7 separate regions of the Homo sapiens genome follow, and regions 2, 3, 4, 5, 6 and 7 are each linked to region 1. A link is a loop called in an ENCODE intact Hi-C map of the cell type or tissue named here. Cell type or tissue: PC-3. All regions are shown on one strand.

Evidence for each region. Peaks named below come from ENCODE experiments on the same cell type or tissue, not always from the same donor. Only the 100,000 strongest peaks of a DNase experiment are listed, where the experiment ranks them.
Region 2: it touches region 1 in a loop (11-fold over the local background); 3 of 110 quality-filtered maps call a loop at or near these places.
Region 3: it touches region 1 in a loop (14-fold over the local background); 84 of 110 quality-filtered maps call a loop at or near these places.
Region 4: a loop joins it to region 1, with 6 times the contacts of the local background. A loop is called at or near these places in 31 of 110 quality-filtered maps.
Region 5: a loop joins it to region 1, with 11 times the contacts of the local background. A loop is called at or near these places in 82 of 110 quality-filtered maps.
Region 6: a loop joins it to region 1, with 6 times the contacts of the local background. A loop is called at or near these places in 8 of 110 quality-filtered maps.
Region 7: a loop joins it to region 1, with 9 times the contacts of the local background. A loop is called at or near these places in 4 of 110 quality-filtered maps.

What each region holds. Positions count from the first base shown.
Region 1 is chr1:64,267,484-64,271,483 of GRCh38, forward strand. No RefSeq gene overlaps it. Among named protein-coding and RNA genes, the nearest start is that of UBE2U, 66 kb to the left of the region's middle. In PC-3, a CTCF peak has its summit at 1,776 (motif pointing right); a DNase peak (open chromatin) is centred at 1,798; H3K4me3 peaks cover 592 bases; H3K27ac peaks cover 569 bases.
Region 2 is chr1:64,402,352-64,406,351 of GRCh38, forward strand. No RefSeq gene overlaps it. Among named protein-coding and RNA genes, the nearest start is that of CACHD1, 66 kb to the right of the region's middle. RefSeq lists an enhancer at 433-1,632. In PC-3, no CTCF peak of the experiment used is centred here; no DNase peak of the experiment used is centred here.
Region 3 is chr1:64,674,246-64,678,245 of GRCh38, forward strand. It overlaps CACHD1 (cache domain containing 1), which reads left to right. Exons shown (of 27, transcript NM_020925.4): 20 at 1,156-1,316; 21 at 1,652-1,738; 22 at 2,650-2,766; 23 at 3,914-4,000. Among named protein-coding and RNA genes, the nearest start is that of RAVER2, 69 kb to the right of the region's middle. In PC-3, a CTCF peak has its summit at 1,618; no DNase peak of the experiment used is centred here.
Region 4 is chr1:64,483,320-64,487,319 of GRCh38, forward strand. The region is part of intron 1 of CACHD1 (cache domain containing 1); the gene reads left to right. Among named protein-coding and RNA genes, the nearest start is that of CACHD1, 15 kb to the left of the region's middle. In PC-3, a CTCF peak has its summit at 3,950; a DNase peak (open chromatin) is centred at 1,562; H3K4me3 peaks cover 387 bases; H3K27ac peaks cover 986 bases.
Region 5 is chr1:64,822,846-64,826,845 of GRCh38, forward strand. The region is part of intron 11 of RAVER2 (ribonucleoprotein, PTB binding 2); the gene reads left to right. Among named protein-coding and RNA genes, the nearest start is that of RAVER2, 80 kb to the left of the region's middle. In PC-3, a CTCF peak has its summit at 1,533 (motif pointing left); a DNase peak (open chromatin) is centred at 1,526.
Region 6 is chr1:64,583,118-64,587,117 of GRCh38, forward strand. The region is part of intron 3 of CACHD1 (cache domain containing 1); the gene reads left to right. Among named protein-coding and RNA genes, the nearest start is that of MIR4794, 5.3 kb to the left of the region's middle. In PC-3, a CTCF peak has its summit at 1,562; no DNase peak of the experiment used is centred here.
Region 7 is chr1:64,342,017-64,346,016 of GRCh38, forward strand. No RefSeq gene overlaps it. Among named protein-coding and RNA genes, the nearest start is that of CACHD1, 130 kb to the right of the region's middle. In PC-3, no CTCF peak of the experiment used is centred here; DNase peaks (open chromatin) are centred at 1,285, 1,725 and 3,665; H3K4me3 peaks cover 1,322 bases; H3K27ac peaks cover 3,507 bases.

The sequences.
Region 1 (4,000 bases):
TGGACACAAGTTTTTGCAGGCAGAGAATGGGTCAGAAAGAGGTTGGGATAGGAGGGGAGCAATTAAAAGCTTCAGAGGCTGGACATGACCCCAAGTAGCGGGATCTATACATGGACCTACATCTGCCTAGTTTCTTGTCTTGTTTCCTCCATATTCAAGGAATGAGATGTCGCTATTTACTAATGTTTCTCTTCTGTTTTATCCCAGAGTACGTGCCATTTTCTCTTAAACCTTGACCTATCTCCTCGTATTCTTATAACTTTATTTTCTCTGTCTCTTTTTGCCATATTGTCTCAACCTACACATGTGCTTTGGTCTCTCCTATTCTAAAATATGTCTCTGCCTTTGACCCCCAACTCTGCTTGCCTCACCAGTATTCACTCATTTTTCTCAGTCAGATTTATTGATCTGCCTTCCGGGTTCAATATTTAGCTAAATATTTAGCTAGCCAGGAAAGTGTCAAGAGACCAGATATGTGTAGTAGAGCTTTCTGGTGGCACATGCCCATAGTCCTAGCTACTCAGGAGGCTGTGGTGGGAGGATTGCTTGAGCCTGGGAGATCGAGGCTGCAGTGATCTGTGATCATGTCACTGCACTCCACTCTGGGCAACAGAGCAAGACCTTGTCTCAAAAAAAAAAAAAAACAAAACAAAACAGAACAAACACACCTAGGTTTCTATGGTTGTTGAGAAAAACCAAATAAATGCATCAATACATTAATATTTATGAAGTTCTAATAATAGCACCTGGCCTATAGTAAGCACTATATTTGTGTTTGATCAAATAAAAAACAAAATTTACTTCTATTTAGTTAATTGATCCCATGCACTATGAAAGAAATTCAGATTCAGGGGGCCTGAACTGAAGTCTATAAACCTGCAGTTTTAAAAATTACCCCAGCTGGCCAGGCGTGGTGGCTCACGCCTGTAATCCCAAAACTTTGGGAGGCCGAGGCGGGCGGATCATGAGGTCAGGAGATCGAGACCATCCTGGCTAACACGGTGAAACCCCGTCTCTACTAAAGATACAAAAAATTAGCCGGGCATGGTGGCGGGTGCCTGTAGTCCCAGCTACTTGGGAGGCTGAAGCAGAATAGCGTGAACCCGGGAAGCGGAGCTTGCAGTGAGCCGAGATCGCGCCACTGCACTCCAGCCTGGGCGACAGAGGGAGACTCCGTCAAAAAAAAAAAAAACAAAAAAACCAGCTGATTCTGATGAAGATGATTAGTGGATGACACTTTGAGACAATGTAATTCTGAGATTAATTTCAAATATGATTAACATGGCATGCCAAATCGTGCCATTTGATAACGGAGTGTGTCATGTATAGTAAAACTCCACAACTGACGCATACCCTCCACTGGATATGACGTCAGATCTGAAGTTAAGGTTCTATAGGAACGCGAGGCCCCAGCCCCCTTGTGATCAGTCTGGATGGATTCTGAAAAGAGAGGAGAAGAGAGAAGCAGGGAATTTCATTTTTTAAAATGTTCTGAATTAGCCGGGAGTGGTGGCGCATTCTTGTAGTCCCAGCTGCTAGGGAGGCCTGGGGCACGAGATTCGCTTGAACCCGGGAAGCGGAGGTTGCAGTGGGCAGAGACCGCGCCACTGCACTCCAAACTGGGCGACAAAGCAGGACTCCGTCTTAAAAGTATAAAATAAAAATAAAAGTAAATAAAATAAATATTATAAAATTTTGCATTTACGTCATTGTCAATGTTTTTTAAACTTGCGTTGTTGTTTAGACTCCACTTCCCCTCCAGATGGCGCCAGTTAGCTATTTCATGCACTTCAGTCTTAAGAGACACTTCACTGGAAGCCAGGCACCAAGCCTCCTTATGCTTTTAAAGGCTCGTATGGCACATGACCACTTTATAAGAGCGGAATACTTTGTTTTCCCTCCCAAGGAAGATGTTTACTCAGTACTAGGAAAGATTTACTAAAAGAAAAATAGCCCAGAGCTTACAAATTACTCACGTTGATAAAATCATAGAGCCAACCTGGAGAAATCAGTCAGTCCTCACCACTGGCTTCAGGCAGGACCACACAGAAACCACCCTCTTGTAGATGAGAATGAGCCTGAGTTTTGTTTAATGACTTCCAGACATCAGTGCATCCACTGAGAACTGCTGCCTCTCCTACCTGAGGGAGGGAGGGACTTCCCTAGGGGTTGACAGTTAGAAGGCTCTCTGGGGCCTGCCTGCCACCTAGACCTCCTTTGCCTCCCTGCTGCTCCCTTACAGGCCATGGGTGCCCCTAACGAGGAGATGGTAGCAATGGTGTTGGCTGGGAGATGAAGGGGGATCCTGTGCCTCTCTGTTATTTGGCAGTTAACTAAGAATATACAGAGACCCAGAGTTAAATTTAAGCCACTCTCTCCAGAGGGTGAGATCTCAAACCTTATCTAAATATTCAACTCCAGTATTTAACCACCTCCCAGAAGAGAGTTCTTTTTGGTTAATCTGATTCCTAGATGCAAAAGTATAAGCCCACTTGATTTGGGGTTTTCATCATAAAAGATGGAGTGCAGCTGGCTCTCATTTTCTGAGCAATATCCCTTAATAGATCTGAAGGCTAATTTTAAATGTTCTATACCCTTCTGCGATCTGTACTAACCAACCCCAGACCTTTTCATTCTTTGTTATGGCCTCTCAATGTTCAAACCCTCTCCCCGACTCTTCATCTCACTTTCAAGTTCTAAGGACCAGACTGGAATCTAAATGAAAAGTGATCACTTGAACAGCCAAGGGTAATTATATTTACAAGTTGAATTCTGTTTCAACAAATACAATTACAACATCCATCCTGATCTCCTGAGGCTTTTTGCATGTCTCAATAACTAGCTCATGTTAACAATCCTTCACCGATATAAAAAAAATGTTTTCTATAGAGGAGAAAATTGTATATACTAGATGTGTTCACAAGTTGCCATCCATTTTTAAGTAAAACTTCATAACTAAGATATTGTTCTCATTAAGTAAGTGTATGTACAATAATTAACTTAGAATATGTCTAAAATAAACCTCAATGTCACCAGTGAGGGCTACTAATAAGATGATATTACTTTAGTGTTCAAAATTGTTTAAATAACTCTGAGTTCTCATATTGTGTCATATGAGTCAACTTTTTCCTACGTTCCATGGCAAATAACAAAAGACCTACTAGAGGATTAAAGAGGTAGAGACTCTTTTTTTTTTCCACAAAATAAGGAGCCCTTAGGTGGGCAGTTGCTGGCATTGGTTCAGCTAGTTGGGCAATGAAGCCATCAAAGACCAAGCTTTTTCTCTTTCCTCGCTACCATTTTTAGGATGTTGGCTTTTGTCTCCATGCCTTTTGCTTCTTGATTACAAGATGGCTGCTAGAAGGCTGGGCATAGTGGCTCACACCTGTAATCCCAGCACCTTGGAAGACCGAGGCAGAAGGATTGCTTGAGCCCAGGAGTTTGAGACCAACCTAGGCAACATAGTGAGATCCTGTTTCTACTAAAAAAATTTTTTACAGTTAGCCGGGCATGGTGGTGTGCACCTCAGGAAGGTGAGGCAGGAGGATAGCTTGAGCCCAAGAGCTCTAGGTTGCAGTAAGTTATGATCATACACCACTGCACTCTAGCCTGGGCAACAGAGTAAGACTGTCTTACAAAAAAAAAAAAAAAAAAAAATGGCTGATACAGTTCCAGACTTCATCTGTTTGTTCAAGATAGGAGGAAGGGAAGAAGAGGGAAGGGAAGTGATGCTGGCTGCTACTTCTGTTCTAGAGCAAAGGGTGACTCAGTGTCCTCAATGCTAGAAACCAAACTGGTAGCAAAATTTTTAAAAGTCGGTTCTGTTAATAATATAGTTTATCCATACTCATTTAGTCATTCATTGATGATTCAATGGGTAGTTTACAGTAGCCTTTACCACATTTTAATATGCATTAATAATTGATAAGTGAGAGAAAGGATAATTTTATATATTTTTAAAAATAATATTTTACATTATTGTATTTTTGCACTTGCAGAA
Region 2 (4,000 bases), 130 kb after region 1:
CAATTTACCTTTCAACACTTTCTCAAGCAGTTTCAACACCAGGAAACCTCTTTGCCCCATGTCTTTGAGCTGCTTGATCACATCTGTGTTCTTAGATCACAGCACCTTCAGTCAGCATGGGGCCTTCTCCATCCACCCTATCCTTCAGCCTCTCTACTTTAGACCTTCCGTAGTTTCTCAGTCCTTTTAATTCCAGCCCCTTTCCACCAAAATCCTGCCTCCTCTGGTGTTCGGCCTCTGAGTCATCTCCTCTTTCAGGAGCTGCTGATTAATATAGAAAAATGAAGGTGAGGACCTGAGGAGATCTGGAAGAAATGGCAGGAAAGTATTCCTCATAATGACTTGGTCTTATTTGAAATATCTTTTCCAAAAAATCTGTAAAGGCCTCTTATCCTGAGGCTAACCTCTTGCTAGCATAGCTACCCTTGTTTTTATGCTGAAAGACTGTCTCTCCCCTTTACAACCTTCAGTCGCATTACAAAAAAAAAAAAAAAAACCCACTTCTATCTAAATATAATTGGGAGTAAAGGCTCCAGAAAGGAAGTTACAAGTAACCAGGCATTGTTCTGTCATAGGGCCAAGGCTTATGCCTGAGCCAGCTCATGAGCCACCCTCAGGTCACCCTGGCCCACTCTGGAAAAGACACACTCATCATCAGTCCCTCAGTCCCGCACGCAAAGGCACCCTCATTCTGAGCAAGAGGTGGGTCATGTAAAATACCCTTTGTCCACTAAGTAGAGCTTCTCCCTGCGGAGGCAGAAGATGGAGGGGGCATGTGGCCCTCAACAGCAACCTGAGTAATCTGCTTCAAACACAGAATGCTGCTATTGAAAAGTCTGCAGGATAGTGTCACATATGCCAAGGGACCTGAAGCCTTGCCCAAAATCCCATATTGACTGCTTTTCTTTACTTAAAAAATTGTGTGTTGAGGCCGATTCCCAGCACACAAAAAGCTTTAGGAACTGCTGGTTCCCTACAGTCACAGCAATTGCAGACATGTGTGGCAGTTATTTGCAATGCAGGGATGGTCAGACTCCAAAAACTTGATCACCATTTTCAGAGGCTGAGTTTGACGAATTTGGAATCAGAAATTCTGTTCACTTTGTATAAGCAACCACCACATTGCCACATTCCCCTGTGATTAATGGCCAGAGTTAGAGAATGATGTATCTCATCCTCCGAGTATGTGGCACCCACTGCCTGGTTTATCATGACCACTCATGTCATTACTGCTTCTGAAACATAAATCAATGAAACTGAATGACTGTGCTGACCACCACTCTCCAGACTCAGATGACAACTCACCACACACACACGCCACTTCAAATCCTTTTTTGTAAATAGTTATTTTAAATAAATAAGTAACAAGGGCTTTCTCTGGAAGTGTTGTGTGAGCACCTGAGGATAATTCATTTATACAACAAAAGCAAGTGTTTCCTGTGATTTCCCTGGAGTTGGATCAAGATAGGGTTTGCCTTGAGTCCACAGGACCAAAAGTTCTAGAAAAAAAAAAAGAATACAAGTTCTAGAAAAACATTTCTCAAAGTGTGCTGCTCAGAACAAGGATCCCTCAGGAAATTAACAGGTGTTATGGAAGAAGAATGTTCTGTGGTCAAGCAATTTTGAGAAACACTGCATTAAACAAGGTTAACCAAGTTAAATAGGTCTCTTTACTGCAGGACTTCTCAGAACTTTTGATATACTAATGTGCATTGCAAATTACAAAGTTGTGTATGTTGCATTTTTAAAACGAATTTGACCACAGAATACTTGTTGTTGAGCATATTACAAGATGTGCTTCATGAAACAGACTTGAAGCCTTGTTTAGAGGGTAGACATTACCTTACTGCTCAACTTTCTTCCTCCTAAGGTAGAAAAAATCAGCAAGATGTGAGAAGCATGTCTTTTGGAGCCATCTGGTGTTAATTTCTCATTTGTCAGCTGAAATATCTCTGTCCCCGTCTGAAAGAGATGTTCCTTGCCACAAAGTGTTTTGTCTGACCACTGTGAGCAAGCACAGACCTCCCTGCCTGTTCCTCCACTGGGTCTCCTAAGACAGCTCCAACCCAGCCCTGTTCCTGGAATCTACTCCTCATGGCTTCACTCACCCCCTTGGCTTCAACCTTCATGACTTATTATCTCCATTGGGTTCTTTGCCTTGGCCTTTTGGTGGATGCCATTATTTCCAAGAAACTATTTTCTTTCTGGCTGTAAGACTTCAATCCTGCATCATGTTTTGGAAGAACTCTGCTTCCTGCTCCAAACATTACACTCCCATTCCTCTCCACCTACCCTCATCTGCCCTCTTGCTTCCTTCTCCCCATGCATACTTTCCAGCCTCTCTGTAAATGCTTGTCCTAGCCCTGTCCTTGACCTTCACCTGTGGCTTTGCCCACAGCTATATTGTAACATTGACTACTGGAGGTTGCCAGGACCACAAAATATTGGAAGGATTTCTCTTGCCACATAAAAGGTCAACCTAGCCACAGAAGGAGTGCACCATGAGTGCTAAGCCTCAATGTTATTGTTTGGGTTCTTTTGAGTTCCCTATGGTTTGCAGGTTATACTGCATTAGTTAGTGGGTTTCCTGGAGTCATTTTCACCAACAAACAACAGAGTTGGTGAAAACTTGTTCTTCCTATATTTTTAACATTTTTATCTGCTACACAACACTCCATAAACCTTGCTTATTTACGTGTAATTAAGAGTCATGGCAGCTCTCTGCTTGTAGACCAGAGATTATGATCAGTCTGTCATTTTATTTGATCTTCTTTTGTTTTTAGTTATTTTTCTGTTAAAGTGCCCAGAGCCCTGCAGGCAGAAGTGCCTTCAAATTAAAATGTATTGTTAATATTCTGGACCACACACACTGGGTTCTTCATGTGACTCTGAGTTTTGCTGCTGAGATGATTGTGCATGATATTCTGATGTCGAGAAAATATGCCTGACTTAGCCTATTTTGCAGAACTCCTTTGTTCCCTGAGGCAAATTTGGCATGATTTTGTTGAAGGTTCAGTTGGGATAACCCGTATTCTTTCCCCAAGGTCACGTTTCAAATTCCTTGTCAATCAATTTAATGAAAGGTAAGTAAATACCTGACTTCAGACCAGCCAAATAACTTCAGCTTCTTGGGGAGAGCATGTGTGTGCATGTGTATGTGTGTATGTAAGCGTGTGCATGTCTACGTGTGTGAGCACATGTATGTGTGTGGGGAGGGTTGAAGGGAGATAATAAGACCTTCATTTAGTGACATCATGAGACAAGAACACCTAAATGTCTTATAAAATTGTCAAGGTTATTTATCAATTGAGACAGGTACTATCACACACAGGCATCAGAAAGATATCTCAGTGCTTATTTTCATCTACCTGGATGAGTGTGTCTACAAAGGACTTAGAGTACATTGTAGATCATATTTTTAAGGAATATGAATTCCCCAGGCTGAAGGGAACCAAATTCCAGAAACACCCTCAGAGACAGCTCTTCTTGTCCACCCAAGCCTGTGTTTGTTCCTTAGACTCACTCCATCCTCTACAAGAACATGCATCTTCAAGCCAGGACCATAGGCTCTTCCAAACTGTCCTGTTACAGGTTGGCTGATTTATACATACTGTCTCTATCTTCCCCTGGGTGTATCCACACATGACCCTTGTCTCTGAGTCAAGAGCAGTTGCCAGCTACTACCCTTCATGGATTGACTCGCCTTCTTCCTTCTCACTTAGCCAAAGCTTATTCATCTCTCAATGTCAAATTCACACCATGAAGCTTCAATTCTAAACTCCAAAGGGGAGAGGCCATGTCTGTTTTATTTCCAGTTACTTACCCAGTACTTGTCATAAAATAAATTCTCAAAAAATATTTGTTGAGTGAATAACAAAAGAATGAATGAGTTTTCAACATGGACTAAGGAATCAGGAAACCCCGCGGTACTTAACAAAAAGTCAGGCTAAGCCCTGCCCAAAGTCATCAATCCTGAAGAAGCAGTTCTAATTAATTATTT
Region 3 (4,000 bases), 410 kb after region 1:
TAGAATGGTGTGTTCAAAGCAAGGGAAGTCATTATTACCCTGTTCAGACCCCATACCATTTTGAGAAGCACTGTTTTTAAAGGAGACATTGACAAATGAGACTGCCAAGTAAGGTTGTCATAGGAAAGTCTGACTTATTCTGTGTATCTTCTATTATTTATGCAATGATTTCTGGAGTCTTCAGCACACAATGCCAGGATACTCAGGTAGATACTTCTCAAAAGGCAAATTCGAATAATTTATTGGCCCAAGTTATCCCCAAATGGAATTAGAGCATTCCTGGGTATTGGGGCTGTCAGGACTCCAAGCCTATGTTACTGCTTATGTTCTAGAGGTGGGTGTCTTCCAGACAGTTAGAAATTCATGTAGACCTCTAAAAACCCATTGAGTGCTATGATTCTCAGAACTAAGCTAATCCTCACCAAGCATATATACAGGGTGAATGGCATGAAACAAGCTTGAGGTGAAATAATTTGCCTAGTGTATCTGACACACATGCAGAAAAATGATTACATGCAACTCTACAATACCACTTTGGAATCTTTGATTTTCTAATATGATAAACAAAATTGGCAATTCAAGAAACTTGCTATCACATTTTCTTGTTATGGAATGAAGAAAAGGGATACTTGTTTTAGTTGGATTATTTAAATATTCTAGAAGCAGAAATTTGCCTGTTAGGTTTGATTTTTAAATAATTTTATTATTATAAAAGGAAAAAGGTTCATCACCCAAAGAAAGGGGAATGCACAATTTGTGGTTAACTAGGTTTGCATGTGAATAAATTTTAAACTATTCCTTCCCTGAAAATTGTCTTTTATTGCTTCTTGAAGTATTCATTTTCCTGGTATATTGTTATGTGTTAAGAAAAAACAGATTTTAATAACAGTTATAAAAGTTACATTTGTATAAGCACAGATAAAAGAATTCATAATATATACACAGCTGTTCAATGGGAGATATCTCTGATTATGAATAATTTTTATTTTCTAAATTTTTAACAGTGACTATATATTTTTTAACAGTGACTTTTGTAATCAGAAACATTTTATTTTAAGCTATTTTTCGTAGGTAGTTGAAGAGTTGTTTTCACCAAGGTAGGGCTGAGTCTTTGCATTGCTGTCTGTCATTTCTGATACCTTGATTGTTCTGTAGGGGGATTTGACGAACCTTGTGCATGGCAGCCACTGTTCCAAATACAGATTAGCAAGGATCCCAGGAACCAACGCGTTTGTTGGCATTGTCAACGAAACCTGCGACTCTCTTGCCTTCTGTGCCTGCAGCATGGTGGACCGACTCTGTCTCAACTGTCACCGGTAAAAATGCAATGGGTCATATTCTGTGTTCACCACACTGTTTAATATTTCAACTGATGTCAGGCATTTTGAAGTGCAAAATAAACAGAAAGTGCTGGTGTGTGTCCTGAAGAAAAGTCACAGTTACAAAGCCACTTAGAGCTGTGCCGTTTGCAGCATCCTTGTCCAAAGAACAATGGATTAAGGCCATTTATGTATTTAACCTTTGGCTGTAACTTCTTTTTTACTATTCTTTTAAACTAGCTCAGAGCTTCATTATTTTGCTTCCCCAGCACATGTACAACTTACAGTTTGCCATTGACCTTCTGCATAGTAACTTTCTTTTTGCTTTTCAGAATGGAACAAAATGAATGTGAATGTCCTTGTGAGTGCCCTCTAGAGGTCAATGAGTGCACTGGCAACCTCACCAATGCAGAGAACCGGTAAAATAATTAATAATAATAATAATAATAATAATAATAATAATAATAATAATAATACATATGTAATACTGTGAGTCTCTTATAGATTTGTTTTGAGTTAGGGCGTATAAAGATGATTCATTCTAATGATAGAACTAACTGTTCAGTGAGCCAGAATTCAAGCTCCGTAGTGCCATAAAATGATGCCTGTTTCAAGGTTTAAATTTAACTGCTGTAAAAGTATTAAGAGTGTATGTGCTACATACAAAAAAATGTGAGAATGTTTCAAGCATTTACTAAGTGTCTACCATGTGTTGAGTACGTTATGCACATTAAGTCACTTAGTGTTCTAATTAACCCTGTGATAAATATGCAAGTGTTTTTTACACACGTATGATGTGTTCTACAGCATTATTTATATCAGTGACAGATTTTAACACCAGGAAAATAAATTGTAATAAACCCCTTCTCTAGAAATTAAGAGTGTCATGTGTGTTTGTATTGTGTGTGTATAATTGTTTGTTGAGACATGGTCTCACTCTGTTGCTCAGGATGGAGTGCAGTGGCGCGATCATGGCTCACTGCAACCTCTACCTCCAAAGCTCAAGCAATCCTCCCACCTTTCTACCTCCCTCGTAGCTGGGACTGCAGGCATGTGATTCCCAAGCCTGTCTAAATTTTGTTGCTGTAGTAGTACTTTTCGTAGAGATGAGGTTTCATCATGTTGCCTAGGTTATTTGTATTACTTCTACTGTATATAAAGATAAGTAAATTGAAGCTCAGAGTTGTTAAGTGATTGATACAAGGTTACACACTAAGTGGCAAAGCCAGGATTCAAACCCAAATCTGTCTGACTGCTGTTAAGGACCAGGAGCATGAGTTTGGAATGTGGGCGGTGGTCGTCTTAACCTCCAGACTTACCTCCTGCACAGAAACCCCAGCTGCGAGGTCCACCAGGAGCCGGTGACATACACAGCTATTGACCCTGGCCTGCAAGATGCTCTTCACCAGTGTGTCAACAGCAGGTGCAGTCAGAGGCTGGAAAGTGGGTAAGCAGAATCTAGTAAAGAATTGAGGTTTTCCAGCTAATATTTATTATTCCTACTCTTCGTGTTTTAAAAAGGTATGTCAGTTTTTCAGATCTGAAACTGATTTCCATAAGCCTTTACCCACCAGATTAAATGTTGTCTCGTTCCCACTTATTACCCGTATTTAGCGTGTGTACCATATGTTAGTAGCCTCATCTGTGAATGGGAGTTTTTCTTGAAATAAAAGACTTGTGAGGGGCCATGGCATGAAGCAGCAGGGCAAGGGAGGAGGAACCCCTGAGGTCCAGAAGCAGAACCCAGTGGTCAAGGCTCTAGGTGTGATATTTTGAAGCTCATTTATTTTCCTTTCTTAGGAAACACATCTGCTTCATGATAGTTTTGAGAACTAAAAACTACATGTTCCCCGCTCTCTCCCCACTCCTCAGGTGGGATTAGGAGTTTGGGACTAGACATTATGGAAATAGTGGCTGTGGTAGACTAAGTAAAGGGGAGTTGGTTTTTAGCTTATTGTAGCTGTAGCTTGCCATTTTATTAAACAGTGTTTAGAGGGATAGCTTACTCTGCTTTGCGTGTGTATTTTAGCAAAGGAATTGTGGCATCAAACTGATTAATTTGGGATGTTATACAGTAGCCCCAAGTCAATTAAGTTTGGGAAATGCTGACACTGCATATATTCTCTTGAGACAGTCACAATGCATGTAATACACTAAAGGCTCTGAGAAATTGGCAGTGAGGAAACCTGTGGTGACTGGCCAAGTATTTCCAAACTTATTGGACTTTTTTTTTTATTTTTTTAAATGACCCCACACTTGGGGGATGTTAAGCCAGAGTCTAACAAACATTGGGGTCATTTCTGTTTGGTCTTGTAAGATGATTTTGAATAGCCCCATGATGTGTGGATGTCATTATTTAATTCACAGAGAGCAGTTTTATTTCTCTCCTTTCCAAGTTGTTAAGAGGCATAAAACAGTTATTTCCCTGGCAGTCTATTGCTATTCTCATTTTATAAGGAAAGGAAACTAAAGCTCAAGAAATTCACAGCACTAGTAAGTAATGGAGATCCTGAGAACTGTCTGATGCCCACACTTAAGTGCTGTCCCCTGCCCCACACTGCTTTATAGAAGACTAAGTATTGTTTTTCTGGCAGGGACTGTTTTGGGGTGCTGGATTGTGAATGGTGCATGGTGGACAGTGATGGAAAGACTCACCTGGACAAACCCTACTGTGCCCCCCA
Region 4 (4,000 bases), 220 kb after region 1:
TTAGACTTCATTAGTTAATTCATTTCACAAATCTTTATTGAACACAGACTATGTGCCAGGTATTATGCTTGGATTTGAGTTTATGTTGTCACAAAGAGACTTGGTTCCTACTCTTATGAAATATGCAGCCTGCTAGGGGAAATAGACATTAAACAAATAATCTTATAAATATACATTGTAAATTTTGAGTAATGTTTTGAAGGAAACATGGGGCCTTTAGAAAGAGTACCAAGGGCAGGCTGGGCTGGGTGTGGTGGCTCACTTTGGTAATCCCAGCACTTTGGGAGGCCGAGGTGGCAGGACCCCTTGAGGCCAGGAGTTCAAGACCAGTGTAGGCAACATGGTGAGACCCTGTCTCTACCAAAAAAAAAAAAAAAAAAAAAAGTGCCAAGGAGATCTTTTAGAAATGCAAGTCAGATGTCATACCTCTGCTTAAAACTCCCTAAAGGTTCTCATCTGACTCAGTAAAATCCTGAATTACTGGTGGCCTTCACAGCTGTATGTGATCTGGCCCCTGCCACCTTTGTGACCTTATCTTTTACCTTCCCCCCCCCCCTTGCATATAACTCTGTTCTTTCAGCACTCCAAGCACATTCCTGACCCAGAACCTTTGAACTTGCTGCTCCTCTTGCTTGGGAACAGCAAGAAGTATCCTTGCCAACCCTCTTTGAAACAGCACCGTCCCTTGCCCTTCCTCATTGTTTCCTACCCTGTTTCTTTTAGTGTTCGTCATGCCCCCTAACCTCTCACAGGTAAGCACTGTATTGTTCAATGCTATATTCCTGTAGAATGGTGCTTGGCACTTAGAAGTACCCCATAAATCATTATTGGACAAGGGTTAGCGGGAGCGACAACTCTAAAAGGGAATCTGAAGCAGTGATGGAAAGGAGGAGCCAATCAGGGGAGGGGCTGGGGGCCTAGTAGAAGGAGGAACCAATCAACGGAGAGGTTGGGAGGGGACTTGGCAGAAGGAGGAGGAGCCAACCAGGGGAGCGGTTTAGGGGGTCTAGCATTCCAACAGAAGGAAGAGGCTTTGTAGAGGTCTTGAGAGACAGGACCTTGGTGTAGTTTAAGAACTGAAAGAAAGCCAGGCGGCTGACAGCATACAAGCAGAAGGGTGATGTGAAGGGAGGAATTTGGGTTCTTATTCCTCTTCAATTCAGGTATATTTCCCAGTAGCTCTTTTAGGCGTGGCCAAAAGTGTACAGTTCTGTGGCATTAAATACTTTTCATATTGTCGTGTAACCATCATCACCATCCATCTCTAGAACTTTTTCATCTTCCCAAACTCTGTACCATTGAACAATAATGCCCCATTCCTCCCTCTCGCCAGTTCCTGGCAATCACTGTTCTACTTTCTATCTCTCTGAATTTGGCTACTCTAGGTACCTCATAAAAGTGGAATTAAACAACATTTGTCCTTCTGTGACTGACTTCACTTGGCATAATGTCTTCAAGGTTCATCCATGCGTAGCATGTGTCAGAATTTCCTTTCTTTCTAAGGCTGAATAATATTCCATTGTGTATATGTGCCACATTTTGTTTATCCATTCATCCATCAATGGACACTTGGCTTGCTTCCACCTTTTGGCTACTGTGAATAATGCTACTACAAACATGAGTGTACAAATATCTGTTTGGGTCTGCTTTCAGTTCTTTTGAGCATGTGCCCAGAAATGAAATTGCTAGATCATATGGTAATTCTGTTTGTCCGAGAAACTGCCGTACTGTTTTCCATAGTGGGTGTACCATTTTACTTTCCCACCAGCAATGCACAAGGGTTCTAATTTCTTCCCCTCCTTACCAATACTTGTTTTTTGTTTGTTTGGTTTATTTGTTTTACAGTAGCTATCCTAATGGGAGTGAAAATATACACTTTTTGTTGAAGTTTCATGAATTTTGAAAATGCAGTCATGTAACCAACACCACAGTCAAGATATACAACAGTATCATCACCCCCCAAAATTATCTGATGCTGCTCCTTTATAGTCAGTCCTTTCCCCACCTGAAACTCCTGGAAACCATCGATATATTCTCCATATCTATAGTTTTGCCTTTTCCAGAAGAGGATAAATGGAAACATTATGGTGTGCATTTTGAGTCTGGCATCTTTCATTTAACACAGTGCATTTGAGATTCATCCATGTTGTATGTATCAGTAGTTAATTCCTATTTATTGCTGAGTACCATTCTGTTGTACAGATATGCCACAGTTTGCTTACCCATTCACTAATTAAAGAACATTTGAGTTTTTGTAGTTTTTTGTTTTGTTTTGTTTTGAGACAGGGTCTTGCTCTGTCACCCAGGCTGGAGTGCAGTAGCATGATCACAGCTCACTGTAGCCTCCACCTCCTGGACTCAAGTGATCCTCCCATCTCAGCCTCTTGAGTGGCTGTGACCACAGACATGCACCATCATGCCTGGCTAATTTTTGTATTTTTTGTAGAGATAGGGTTTCACCATGTTGCCTAGGCTGGGAGTTTTTTGATGTTTCAAATCTACTATTAAACATTCAGGGTTTAATAGTAGTTTTGGGTTGAATGTAAGTTTTCATATTTCTAGGGGTGGGATTACTGTGCCATATGTTAAGTGTATGTTAAACTTTATAAGAAACTGCCAGTCTATTTTCCAAAGGGGCTATATTAGTTTGTATTCCCACCAGCAATGTATGAAAGTCCTGGTTGCTCCACAGCCTCACCACAACTTGGTAGAATCTGTCATTTTAATATAAGTCATTGTAAAATGTGTGAAATGGTATCTCATTGTTGTTTTAGTGAATATTTCTCTAATGAACAATGATGCTGAGCATTTTTTCATGTGCCTATTTGCCATTAGTATATCTTTTTTGGTGAAATATCAAAACCTTTGCTAATTTTAAATTGGGCTGTTTATTATCGATTTTTAAATAATTTAATGATTTTTATTAAATTTGTAGCATTATGCAATGAGCACCACTATCTGGTTTTATAACATTTCCATAACCAAAAAAGTTTTCACATATTCATTTATTGTCAAGTTTTGAGAGCGCGCGCACACACACACACACACATACACACACACACACACACACACATACACATACACACACACACATACACACACACACGTATTCAGATGTGTTTTTTATCTTCCGGATGTGGACTAAGTTCTGCTACTACAAATTGATTTTCTTTCGAGTGACATTGTTCTCAAAGGAAATTTGCTTTTATTATTTAAATAATAATGACATCCAGGATTAGAAATAATAAAGTGTAATCCAGGGTGTATAGAAATCTTCAAGAGAGCTGTGAGTTTTGCAGTTCTTGTTTTCAGCTAAAAACAAAGCATTATTTAGGATTTTTGGGTCAATGTGGCCTGTGTAGAATCTTGGGTTTAGTTAGTCAATCTGCAAGAAACTGTAGATTGAACTTCTGTTATGCACAAGCACAGCTTTGGGAGCTGGGAGCACACTGATGGATAGAACAGAGTCCCTGCCTTTAAGGAGCTTACATTCTTATAAGAGGGAGATAAATATTTAAACATGTAAATGCTAAGTACATGTAATGTTGGACCCTGACCAGTTCTGTGAAGGACATAAAGTAGGTTAACATGGAGTTCAAAGAAGGCTTCTTGGGGGTGCTGATATTTGAGTGGAGGCATGAATGATGATTGGTAGCAGCCTAGGAGGACCTGGAGTAAGGAATAAAGCATACAGAGACCTGTGGAGGGAAGGAGATCAGTGTGTGTGAAGGGCTGAAAGAAGGCACTGAAGAAAGGTGGGAATAAAGGAAGATGAGCGAGGATAGGATCACTGTGGAGAACAAGTTTGGATTTTGTTCTGGCTGAAATGGGAAGCCACTGGAGGGTTTTAGGCACAAGAGCAAGGGAGTTGGCTTTTGCTTAGAAGGATCCCTCTGGCTGGTTCCATTTTTTTCTCTTACTCTCTTGGCTCTGTCACCCCCTGGCTGTCAGTTTATCCTCAGGCTGGTTTTGCCTGTAGTAAAATGAGTACATTCAGTAG
Region 5 (4,000 bases), 560 kb after region 1:
ATTCACTAGAAAGGAATGGAGTACTGATCCATGCTACAACATTGGTGAACCTTGTGAACATTATGCTAAATGAAATAAGCCAGACAAAAAGTCCACATATGATATTCCATTTATATGAAATATCCAGAATAGGCAAATCCATAGAGAATGTAAGTAGATAGTGGTTATTGGGGGCTGGAGGAAGGAGGAGTTGGGGAGTATGATTAACAGGATTTTTTTGGGGAGGGGAGAGTGATAAAAATACTCTAGAATTCAATTGTGGTGATAGTTGTTCGTAAGTTGGTGAACCTTGTGAATCAACAAATTTTGGACTCTTTAGAAATTAAGCTTCAACTGTACTAAACAGAGAATAGCATTTTCATTTAGTGTTTTAGAGATCCTAAAAGTAGTTAGTTATGAGCAAACAGATCAGATCAGTTTTTCAAGATCTAGGTCTAATTAGAAATCAGTTTTAAATGGACTACCCCTTCCATTTCTCTAGTCAGTTGTAATAATTAATTAGAATTGCCATTGAGCTGTGAATTTTCTCAAAAACTGCATGTCTTGAATATTTGAACTATGATTGGGAAAACTTAAATCAGAAATAAATTATTTAAAAATTTGTAGTATACACTCTAGCAGTTATTAATAGCATTATAGTCAGCTATGTAATCCTGTCAATATGAATGTACAAATTGAGTTTGAAATTTCAGATTCTGAGGTCCTTCTATGTCAAATGGTTGGGAGAAGTCTACCTTAAAAGAGAAGCTTTTGAGCCCATTTATTAAATGTCTATTAAACACCTAAATCTAACATCTAATTATAATCAGTCAAAGACAAAACATTTCACCCTTCCCCTTTTAATTAAAATAGGTAAAAATATATCTTAAGCACCTTTCCAGTTTGACATAGTCCCAATAATGTAAAGAAAAATGTAAGAGGTTTTTCAGCTGTTTGATATGACTGTGTAAGTTGTGATTTTTTTTTTTTTTTTTTTTTTGAGACAGCGTCTTGCTCTGTCATCCAGGCTGGAGGGCAGTGATGCAATCTCAGCTCACTGCAACCTCCACCTCCTGGGTTCAAGTGATTCTCCTGCCTCAGCGTCCCGAGTAGCTCGAATTACAAGCACCCACCACCATGCCCAGCTAATTTTTGTATATTTAGTAGAGACAGGGTTTCACCACATTGACCAGGCTGGTCTTGAACTCCTGACCTCAAGTGATCTGCCTGCCTTGGTCTTCCAAAGTGCTAGGATTATAGGCATGTGCCACCGCGCCCGGCCTGATTTTTGTTTTTCATTTAACACTTGCCATATGTGGCAGTTGTCCAGCATGCAGCACAGCAGTGTTATCTACTTGCACGGTGTGTTCTTGTGTTACCCTGATTCCAGGGATCTCCCCTGCCAGGAGGCTGACTGCCTGTTCCAGGGAATCAACCACAGAATATATGATGAGATGATGTGATGAGGGGAAGAGGAAAGAAAAATGAACAAAAGACCTGGAAAATGAATGCTTGGTCCTTTCATATGGAGCCTAATGCTGCCACCCAGTGGTCAAATAATGCAGACAGACTTGCCAAAAAGTACATTGTGTTATGTAATGAATGCTGTGTGGATTTTTGTATGGACCGTGATAGATCCGAATCGTGTGACAAACACCTACCATACAAAATATGTTTTAAAACATAAGCCTACTTTAAACAACAATTATGGGAGCACAGGTTATCTATATATTAACCCTAGACAATAACTTGGAAAGTACTTTTAAAAAGTGATTTTGGTTAAAAACTGGAAGTAAGGAAAGCAAGCTGTTGAAATGTATTTCGGCTGGGCGGGGTGGCTCATGCTTATAATCCTAGCACTTTGGGAGGCTGAGGTGGGTGGATCACCTGAGGTCAAGAATTCAAGACCAGCTTGGCCAACAGGGCGAAACCCCGTCTCTACAGAAAATACAAAAAATTAGCCGGGTGTGGTGGTGCACGCTTGTAATCCCAAATACTCAGGAGGCTGAGGCAGGAGAATCGCTTGAGCCCGGGAGGCAGAGGCTTTAGTGAGCCGAGATCCCGCCATTGCACTCCAGCTTGGGCAACAGAGCGAGACCCTGTCTCCCAAAAAAAAAAAAAAAAAAAAAAAAAAATTAGTGCTGTGCAATACCTTTTTGGGGATGAATCGTTAAATCCAAAGTTAGGACTCAACCATTATTCATATGAAGAAAGACAAGTAGCTGAGAGGCAAATATGAATATGAACATTGGAAACATTTGTTATGTATATATATCAGACAGAGACATTTTATTATATCATTAATGTCACAGAATGAAGCATATTGATTTTGAAACATTTTTAACAATGGGAGAAAGTTATATTTTTAAATAAAAATTTAAAAATGTTTAATGCAGAAATAATGATAAAATTAATTCATGTTTCTGTAGGTCTGAAATCTAAAAGCTGGACTTGAAGCTATAAGAAAGGGACATTAGGGGCTTGATTCAGATCTCAGGAGAACTAGTGCAGTCCCATTTTGGTTCTCCGTATACCTGACTCCACTGAAGAGACAAGACTTAGAAAAGGTGAAGTGGGGCTGAAGGTAAGGGTGAGACTGAGGAGTCCTTGAGGCAGAATTTTCTGAAAACAAATTTCATTTTGTATTTAAAGGGCTACCTGCTAGATGCTTATATTCTTTTCAGAAGAACAACAATAATAAATATCTTTAATTGGACTGATAGCAGATGAGCCTAATGGAATTCACTGTTGACATTAACATATCCCAAAGGAATCTTCTGAGGGATAGTCAAGATTCCCCTTTCCCCAATTCTTACGATGGCTTTGAAAACTAGCCACCAGTTCAATTATTGACATGAGCTTAAAAATTGAGCTTAAGATACATTGTATTAAAAACTGGCAGTCAACAAATGATATTGTGACATTCTGTTTCTACATTCACTTGGAAATCAATGGGATAAAAGAAAGTCTACATTTACATGAAAATAAAAAGATTTGCTTTAATAAAAGAAAATTAACTTTTTAAAATCCAAGAATAAAATAGCGACTGCATAGAGAATGGGTTTCATAGTAGATGTGTGCAAAAGATTGGATTGGTGAGCAACATTTAAAAGAGCCAACTAATTTGAAATTCTAACGAGAGGGCAGGTGCCCAAAGCGAGAAGCACATTAACCTTTGCTTTGGTAGGCTCTAGTAGATTACGGTGTTCAGTTTTTCCATGTCAGAGTGTCAGAGACCATGGCCCATGACTATTTGCTGAAGGAGCTGGGAATGGATGCTTAGAAAATATTTTTTGAAAGGTATTCATTTACTCATTCAACCAGTATATACTGAATGTCTACTATATGACAGGACTGTTCTAGGCACTAGGGATATGGCAATGAACAAAACATCAAAATCCTTATAAGAATGGAACTTACATTTAGGGGAAAAAATTAGTAAAAGGAATAGTGATCGCTGCAGAGAAAATAAGATGGAGGCTAAAGAGTGTCTGGGAAGTCTTGGAGTTTAAATACGTGGTCAAGGAAGGGTTCATAGTAAAACTGATTCTTGGGCAAAGACCAGAACTTTAGGGAGTATGCCACATGAATATCTATGTAAAGTACATTCCAGGGACAGGGAACAGCAAGTGCAAAGGTACTGAGGCAGAAACATGCTTGGTCTGTTAAAGGAACAGCAAGCAACCTTTAGGGCAGAAGAAGAGGGAGCAAAGTGGAGAATAGGAGATGATGTCACAGTGGGGTCGGGGAGGCAGAGGGCACAGACAATTTAGGACCTTTTAGGCCCTTGTAAGGACTTTGGCTTTTACTCTAAGATAGAAAGCCACTGGGATGCTTTGAGTAGAGGGATAATTGACTGTATTTATAGTTTAACATGCCTAGCTGCTGTGTTAAATAATGAATGTAGAACATAGCAGGGTCAGTTAGGGAGCTGCTGTGGTACAATCCAAGTAAAAATGCTGACTTGGACAAGCCTGGAAGCAACAGAGGCAGTGACATGTGGCTGGACTGGAGACATTTT
Region 6 (4,000 bases), 320 kb after region 1:
GCAAAGGATGGATATAATGGTTTTTGGTGGTTAAATGATGCTTTGTTTCCATAAGCAAGTTTTTACTTATTATGATTTCTTGCTGGGCTTTTAGGTAGCAGGGCATCCTCAAGTCATTTTATTTCTCCATTTATATGATGTTAAGATGTGCCTTTGTCTGGCTTACCCTGTCTGTGGCCTGAAGAAACTCATACTAGTTGTTCTCTAAACTAAATGGAAAGCATATATAATTTGGAATGAGACTGTCTGGATAGGAATTCTACCCCTAACACTCAATACCCACATGGTCTTTGGATATTTGGTGTCTTTGAGCAACCCTGTCTTTATTTCTGGAATGAGAACAATAACTAATACTCCAGGATGTTGTGAACATTTCAGTGAAATCAAATGTGAAAGTAGTTTGTAAACTGTAATGTTCTAAACAAGTATTAGCTGTAATATTGCATATTTGTATACCTTCATATCAGAGTGAACATTTCAATTTTTGTTAGGTATTAGTTCCTTCTCACACCACTAATAAAGACATACTTTAGACTGGGTAATTTATAAAGGAAAAGAGGTTTAGTGGACTTACAGTTCCACATGGCTGGGGAGGCCTCACAATCATGGCGGAAAGTGAAGGAGGAGCAAAGACACGTCTTATATGGTGGCAGGAAAGAGTGTGTACAGGGGAGCTGCCCTTTATAAAACCGTCAGATCTCGTGAAACTTACTCACTGTCACGAGAACAGCACAGGAAAACCCACCCACCGATTCAATCATCTCCCACTGGGTCCTTCCCATGATATGTGGGGATTATGGGAGCTACAATTCAAGATGAGATTTAGGTGGGGACACAGCCAAACCATATTAGGTATAATCAAAGATTATCTTTTATAGTGGGGCACCTGTAACTTAATGTTTTGACAACCTTACCACTATCTAAAAATAAAATGAGGGTCCAGTTGGGTTTTAGGCCCAAAGAAGAAACCATTTTCAGGGCAGGAAGAACAGATAGTAAGGTAAGGAGAAGTTCTTAGAGCTAGATTTATGCATTTTTCTCCTAGGGAAAGACATGTGGCAATGTCTGGACGCATTTTCAGTTGTCACAACTTAAAAGGCTGGAAGAAAGCTCCTGGCATCTCGTGAGTAGAGTCCAGGGATACTGCTAAACATCCTATAACATTCAGGACAGCTCCCCAAGACAAAGAATTACCTTGCCCAAAATGACAGTAGTGCCAAGGTTGAAAAACCCTGGCTTAGCACATTGGGGATCTTCATAAATTCCTAAGTAGAACTAGTGCTCTAGAGGGGAAAAAACCTGAAACTTGAATTGGCTGGCTGCTACTGGTGAATCTACCCAGTCACTTGCCCACCTGGTGAATTTCTATGAATGTTTCAAGGAGCAACTCAACAATTGCCCTTTCTTCATAGCTTCCAATTACCTCTTTCTTTCCTCTCCTTATTCCCTTTTGTCCCTGGAAGAATTTATTGCTCTCTCATCTTTATTCCCATAGTAATTTCCATACATCTCTATATAGTGTAGAACTTAATGTATCAGACCTTGTTGTGAGTTGGCCTCCCCTTCTGTTCTGGGCAGGAATTACACCTCATCTTTTATTACCCCTAGCACCTGGCCATTGTATTTAATTTTTATACTATTTGTTGGAATCTGAATTGATTTAAATTGATATAGGAACGAGTAAGAAGGTGTCTACTCTCTAGAAATGTATAAGTTACTGGGTGTGGAGTGGCAAATATTGAGCATAATTAATAGGGCAAAATGTGACATAGCAGAGAGGTATTGTGGTTCCTCAAAGCAGAGAACTATACCAGATAGGTTGTATTGGAAATGATTTTATGAACTTCAGAAATATGCCTCTTACTTGATTTGGCCATTAGGAGGAACATCACAAAAATATATATAATATAAACATGTAAAGAAAAATACCGCAGTACCATTTAGAATAGAGAAAATTATAAATACTCTAAATTTCTAGCAATAGAGGATTAGTTAGGAAAATTGTATCACATCCATATATATGAGATGGTAAGATGCAGCCATGCTGTTGAAGCTGACTTGTGAGAATGGTCAGACATACATACACACATGCATACATTACACTTGATATTAGCCAAAAAGCCAAGAACACACATGTGTGCATTAAGTTTGGGAGTAAAGACAGTGATTTCCATTTTGAATATGTTGAGATAAGGGTTCAGGTCTGGGATAGAGGCCATCTAATTTGGTAAAACCCAGTGGTCAACCTTTTTGTTAATACAATCAAGCATAAAATGTAGTTTCTGTCCTTTAGGAACTTCTCATTTAGTTAGTTGAACATCCATGAGACCTTAACTGTACCCCTAGAAAAATACACACCAAGTAAGCAGATTAGTAGGAGAGAATGTTCCTCCTTCAGAGGTGGGACCTCTGCACTGAATGCTGAAGATGCAGTATTCTCTCCTGACCAGGAGTAGTTGACAGAGCCAAGAACTGCTTGGGGTGGATATTGGAAAACCAAAGCAGTTCTGAAGGTAAAGCTGAACAATCAGAGAATGTACAGATAAGCAATACAATGAACCTCCTTCAACAAATTTTAAAGATACCTGACAACAGAGAGATCTTTTGCAACAGGAAGTGGCCTGTGAGGACTCCCTTCAATTATACTGTGTCTACTTGGCTTTGAATGGAGCCCACTTTCCAGTGAAATGTGTGAAGGAATTTTGGGAGTGAACCCTGAGCTGATACTTTTCTAGACTTTGGTTGAACACAAGCACTTTGTAAAATTACAGGAACTCCTCAGTTTTTTAATGAAGATTTAAAAATGGAAAGAGTTAGTAGTATGTTGTTGCAGTGAACAAGGGTACAAATTCTCAGCTAGCCACCTTTGTTCCAACCCCTCAGAAAGTGCTTTATCTGCATATTCTAACAGCTGGGGTGCCTGCTGAACACATTTTCAGTTCACGCCTTCCTTTTGTTTTTTTGGAGATAGAGTCTCACTCTGTCACCCAGGCTGGAGTGTGATGGCACCGTCTCGGCTCACTTCAGCCTCCATCTACCAGGCTCAAGCGCTTCTCACGCCTCAGTCTCCCAAGAAGCTGGGACTACAGGGGCGTGCCACCACGCCCGGCTAATTTTTGTATTTTTAGTAGAGATGGGGTTTCACCATTTTGGCCAGGCTGGTCTCAAGCTTCTGACCTCAGGTGATCCACCCACCTTGGCCTCCCAAAGTGCTGGAATTACAGGCTTGAGCCACACTTGAGCGACTGCACCCAGCTGACACTTTCCTATATTCCAATCCTTCCAAAAATGTCTCTATTTTGAATCTTAACAACTTCATGTTGGAGTTAGGTGAGGAAAGGAAGATCTCCTAGTCTTTTGAAGCAGTCTAAGGATGTGGTTAAAAACTTTTTTTTTAATACTAGGGAGATTTGGTTTTGAATCTCATGAACTCATATGTGGACCTTTGGAAGTCACTTATTCTGAGCCTCAGTTTCCTCATCAGTGAGATGAGGATAATGAGAGTACCCACCTCACATGGTTGTTATAGAGGAGATGTTTTTAGGTTATACTTAGACATTTTTTTAAATTTGATTAAGTATTTACTTCAATATTTACTATGTCAACAGTTTTTTTTTCTCTACTGGCAATAACAAAGTTTCTTTTTAATGTAAATGTAGCTAAATAAAATTGAATTATTTTAAATGAAAACATTAAGTGAATGTGACCAAATGTTTGAAAGTGATAGACATGTAGTAGTGACTGAAGTTCATGAAAAATGGGCTCAAGATTATTGCTAAAGTCCTTCCAAACTGTAAGATATTGTAGTTCTATGAGGCAAACGCTTTAAAACCGTTTATGCCTATGGACTGTATCTTGCCATATGTATATGTATTAATACTGCCTTTATAATAAATATAAGCAGTTGGACCTCAGATAAGAGACCTCCAGTCTTAGTTCTGAATCTTCTTCATTCTTAAGTCATCTGGGCCTTATGAACATTTTTTTTAAACTCAGCACT
Region 7 (4,000 bases), 75 kb after region 1:
TCCCTTGGAGATTACCTGCTGGAGGCATCCTTTCTAAAGACAAGCACTGCCTCCCTGAGATTGCATTGCCTTCTCCAGCTGGCCATTGCGTGGTCCACCCCTCTGTTGAGTCCCATTATCACTCCAGGAGGTACTTTTGGGATAGGTCCTTTTTTTTTTTTTGGAAGAAGTCTTGCTCTGTCACTCAGGCTAGAGTGCAATGGCGTGCTCTTGGCTCACTGCAACCTCTGCCTCCCTGGTTCAAGCGATTCTCTTGCTTCAGCCTCCCGAGTGACTGGGACTACAGGCGTGTGCCACCATGCCCAGCTAATTTTTTTGTATTTTTAGTAGAGATGCGGTTTTGCCATGTTGACCAGGCTCGTCTCAAACTCCTGACCTCAAGTGATCCACCCACATCGGCCTCCCAAAGTGCTGGGATTACAGGCTTGAGCCACCACCCCCAGCCAGGTCCCTTTTTAAATAATCCCAGGATAGTCCTTTCATGAAACCTTTATCTAGTCCATAAGAACTACACCCCTTGGCTTTCCATAGCTAGAAGTGCAGCTATCAGTATATCAGTATAGGTCTTTCTGTATTTCATTCTGCCACATCTAGCAGCCTTTAGATTTCTCCCTTGAGAGTTGCTGGGTCCTGCAAATTCCAGGGAACCCATATTAAGTTGTCTGAATGATTCTCTGGGCTCTCTTTTCACATGGTCCAATGTAAGGGTAAAGTACCACAGGTAGGAAAGGCAAAAATCAGCATACCTACAACTGTCTCCAAAACAGTCCTTCCAGATGACCTCTTCAACTTGCTCTTCTAAAGGTTAGAGGTGGGTTATGACCTGGTGCCAGGAGAACCTCTCCACAAGTCTGGCACAGATGTTCTAGCATCTCTAGGATGTGAGAGTGTTCTTAGCCTTTAGTCCTCTAATGAAATTCCAACAAATCAGGAAAAGTCTTTTTTGATAACCCATTAACATATTCAATGAAGTTTTTTTAAAAATAGGTGGTATTTGAAATTTTTCGATATTGCTTTTATGGCATAGTTTTTAAATCATTGGCTCATCAAAATAGTGGATTATCATTCAACTGATTCAACTGTGGGACCACTGTTAAACGGATGCTACTTTCAAAATTAAATTGAGAATGAGGATAATTCACACACTAACCCACCATTATAGAGAATGCTTGCTATTCCCTAGCCAGCAATGTGCACTCTCTGGGTTAACCACCCCACTTCCTGATGCTTGGTTCTCCGCTCACCCCTCCTCCAGTCTCAGGAATGGTCATTCATCTAACAAACATTTACTGAGCACCTACGCTATGCTGACTACTGTCCTAGGTGCTGAGGATACATTTGTGTATAAAACAGACAGTTAGGGCCAGATAATAAACAAAATAAATAAGTAAAATGCATAACATATATTAGCATGTGATAAGTGCTCTAGTAAGCCATTTCCCACATGTCGTTCCAGATGTGGGAGAGATTTATAATGTAAGACACCATAGTCCTGAGAGCTGGCATTCTAGCGAAGAAGAGTATGTAAACACAATTATAATACAATGCTGCTTAAGTGAGTCAGACAGCAGGGGTGTGTACTGAATGCTAAGTGACTAACCCTGCTTGAGGGCATCAGGAAAGGTTTCATAGGCTTTCTGTTTGAAGAACACAGTATTGTATTATAGAGAAGTAGTGATAACTATCTTCAACTGTAAGCTCCTGGCAGCTTTTCCCAGAGCCCCAGGCAGTTACCACCCTCCCAGTGCTTGCTTCAGCTTGTGCCTTCATTCCTTTCTCAGGTTCGACACTGAGGCCAGAAGCAGTGCTAGGTGGAGAGTTCCTTCTTCCAAAGACGTAGCACTCTGATAAAACAAACAAAAAAACAAAAAACAAAAACACCTTGGAGGAAGCAAAAGGAAATATGACCTTATGTCTATGGTCAGTCCACGAGACCCATAAAAAAGGAGGTGGTCAGCTGACCTGTCTCTTCATGCTCCACTCCATCTGCCCTCCAGCCAAAGGCTCACTCTCTGTGAAGCTGGATCCAGCTGGGCCACTATACTCACCCATGTTTCTTTTTAGAGGGGAAGCTCCTGGCAAACACTGCCTTGTATACATCTTTGCATGAGCCCGCAAAGCTGGCACAAGGCTTCCCCCACAGCAGAGTCTCAGTAAATAAAAATGAAAGGCAATGAAATGAATTGTTCCAAAGGCAAATGTTCTGCCCCTGGAACACACTGTTGCTTATTGGGATGATTTTGGATTCAGACAGACTAGGATTCTAATCCTGATTTTCTCCTTGTCGCCAAATTACTTTACCTCTCTGAGTCTCTTCCCTATATTTGTAGATAAGATAAATTTGTTGTGATGATTAAACAAGGTATTAAGATAATGCTTAGCGAGGCCGAGGCCGGGTGCAGTGACTCATGCCTGTAATCCCAGCACTTTGGGAGGCCGAGGTGGGCGGATCACGAGGTCAGGAGATCAAGACCATCCTGACTAACACGGTGAAACCCCATCTCTACTAAAAATACAAAAAATTTTCCAGGCATGGTGGCAGGCACCTGTAGTCCCAGCTACTGGGGAGGCTGAGGCAGAAGAATGGCATGAACCCAGAAAGCGGAGCTTGCAGTGAGCCGAGATCACGCCACTGCACTCCAGCCTGGGCAACAGAGCCAGACTCTGTCTCAAAAAAAAAAAAAAAAAAAAAAAAAAGATAATGCTTCGCACAAGGCCAGGCACATACTACTAGCTCAGTACAGGGGTACTATCACTATTATCAAGGTTAGAAACTACCAGGAGGGTGTTTGAACTCATTAATAAATAATAAAAAGCTATTTAATCATTACAATTCACCAACAATCTAAATGTTTCCTTTGAGAGGTAGTGAGCCATCCATCACTGGAGGGATTCAAGTAGTAAGACTGGATAACAGTTTCTACATCAGAAATTTCTGTACTTTGGTGACAGGTGGGAGTAGCTACGCTTCTTATGCCTTTCAAGGTAAAGTCGGCTGAGGTTGATTCTGGAGGAGAGATTAACAATTGAGAACGTGGCCTTTGGAGGCAGCCAGGCTGGCTTCAAATCCCAGCTCTGCCACTTTCCTAGCTCTGTAACTCAAGGAAAGTTACTTATATGTGCCTTAGTTTCCTTTTTTGTAAAATAGTTATACTAATGGAACCCCAGCATGCAGAATTATCACAAGGATTTAAAAAGTCATTATTTTGTGAACAATGACTCCTCATCTTCTGGTCTCAGGCAGACAGTGCCTCTCAACATCTACATAGTGACCTACTCTAGGAATCAATGGATTGTGACTTGCTTAAGGTCTCAGCTAGTCCCCCTCCCCATAAAATCCACACTTTGATTAAATTGAATCATTAAAGAAAATGTTAACACAATAGAATCAGTACTTTGGGGGCAAATAAGCAGAATCCACGTGAAAGTTTTGAACCCTGGGAAATGCATGAAGATGAGGGCTGTCCAATGTCTTCCAGTCTCCTGGCAGCCAGAACATGTTAATGTAGTGCTTCCCAGAATAACCACTCCCACCCCCACCCCTCCTTAGCTCTCAGAGCAAAGGTAGCTTGTTCATCTCATGGGATTTTGCCAAATGTGTTTGCAGAGCAGTCTCCCAATTAAAAAGCCCCAGGAGAAAAACTCCTTTACATAATGCCAGCATTTGCACACACACACACACACACACACACACACACACACACCTTATCTTGAGAAAATCATGCTGAGTGAATCACATCATTGGGAGTTGTGACTAAGACACTGCTGAGACCATTCATATCACCCCGTGCATTCAAGGAAAACGTAGCCAGCTTAGACAGAATGGTTCACATCTCGAAGCATGTCCTGAGCATCCTTGGCCTCCTTTTTCATCCCTCCTTTTCCCTGATCCCAAGAATCCCTGGCTACATCTTAGAGCCCTTCTATCATCTTGCTCTCTACATCCCTTTCTTCCAGAACAGAAAAACATTAGACATACATTATCAATTAGCTGAAGACA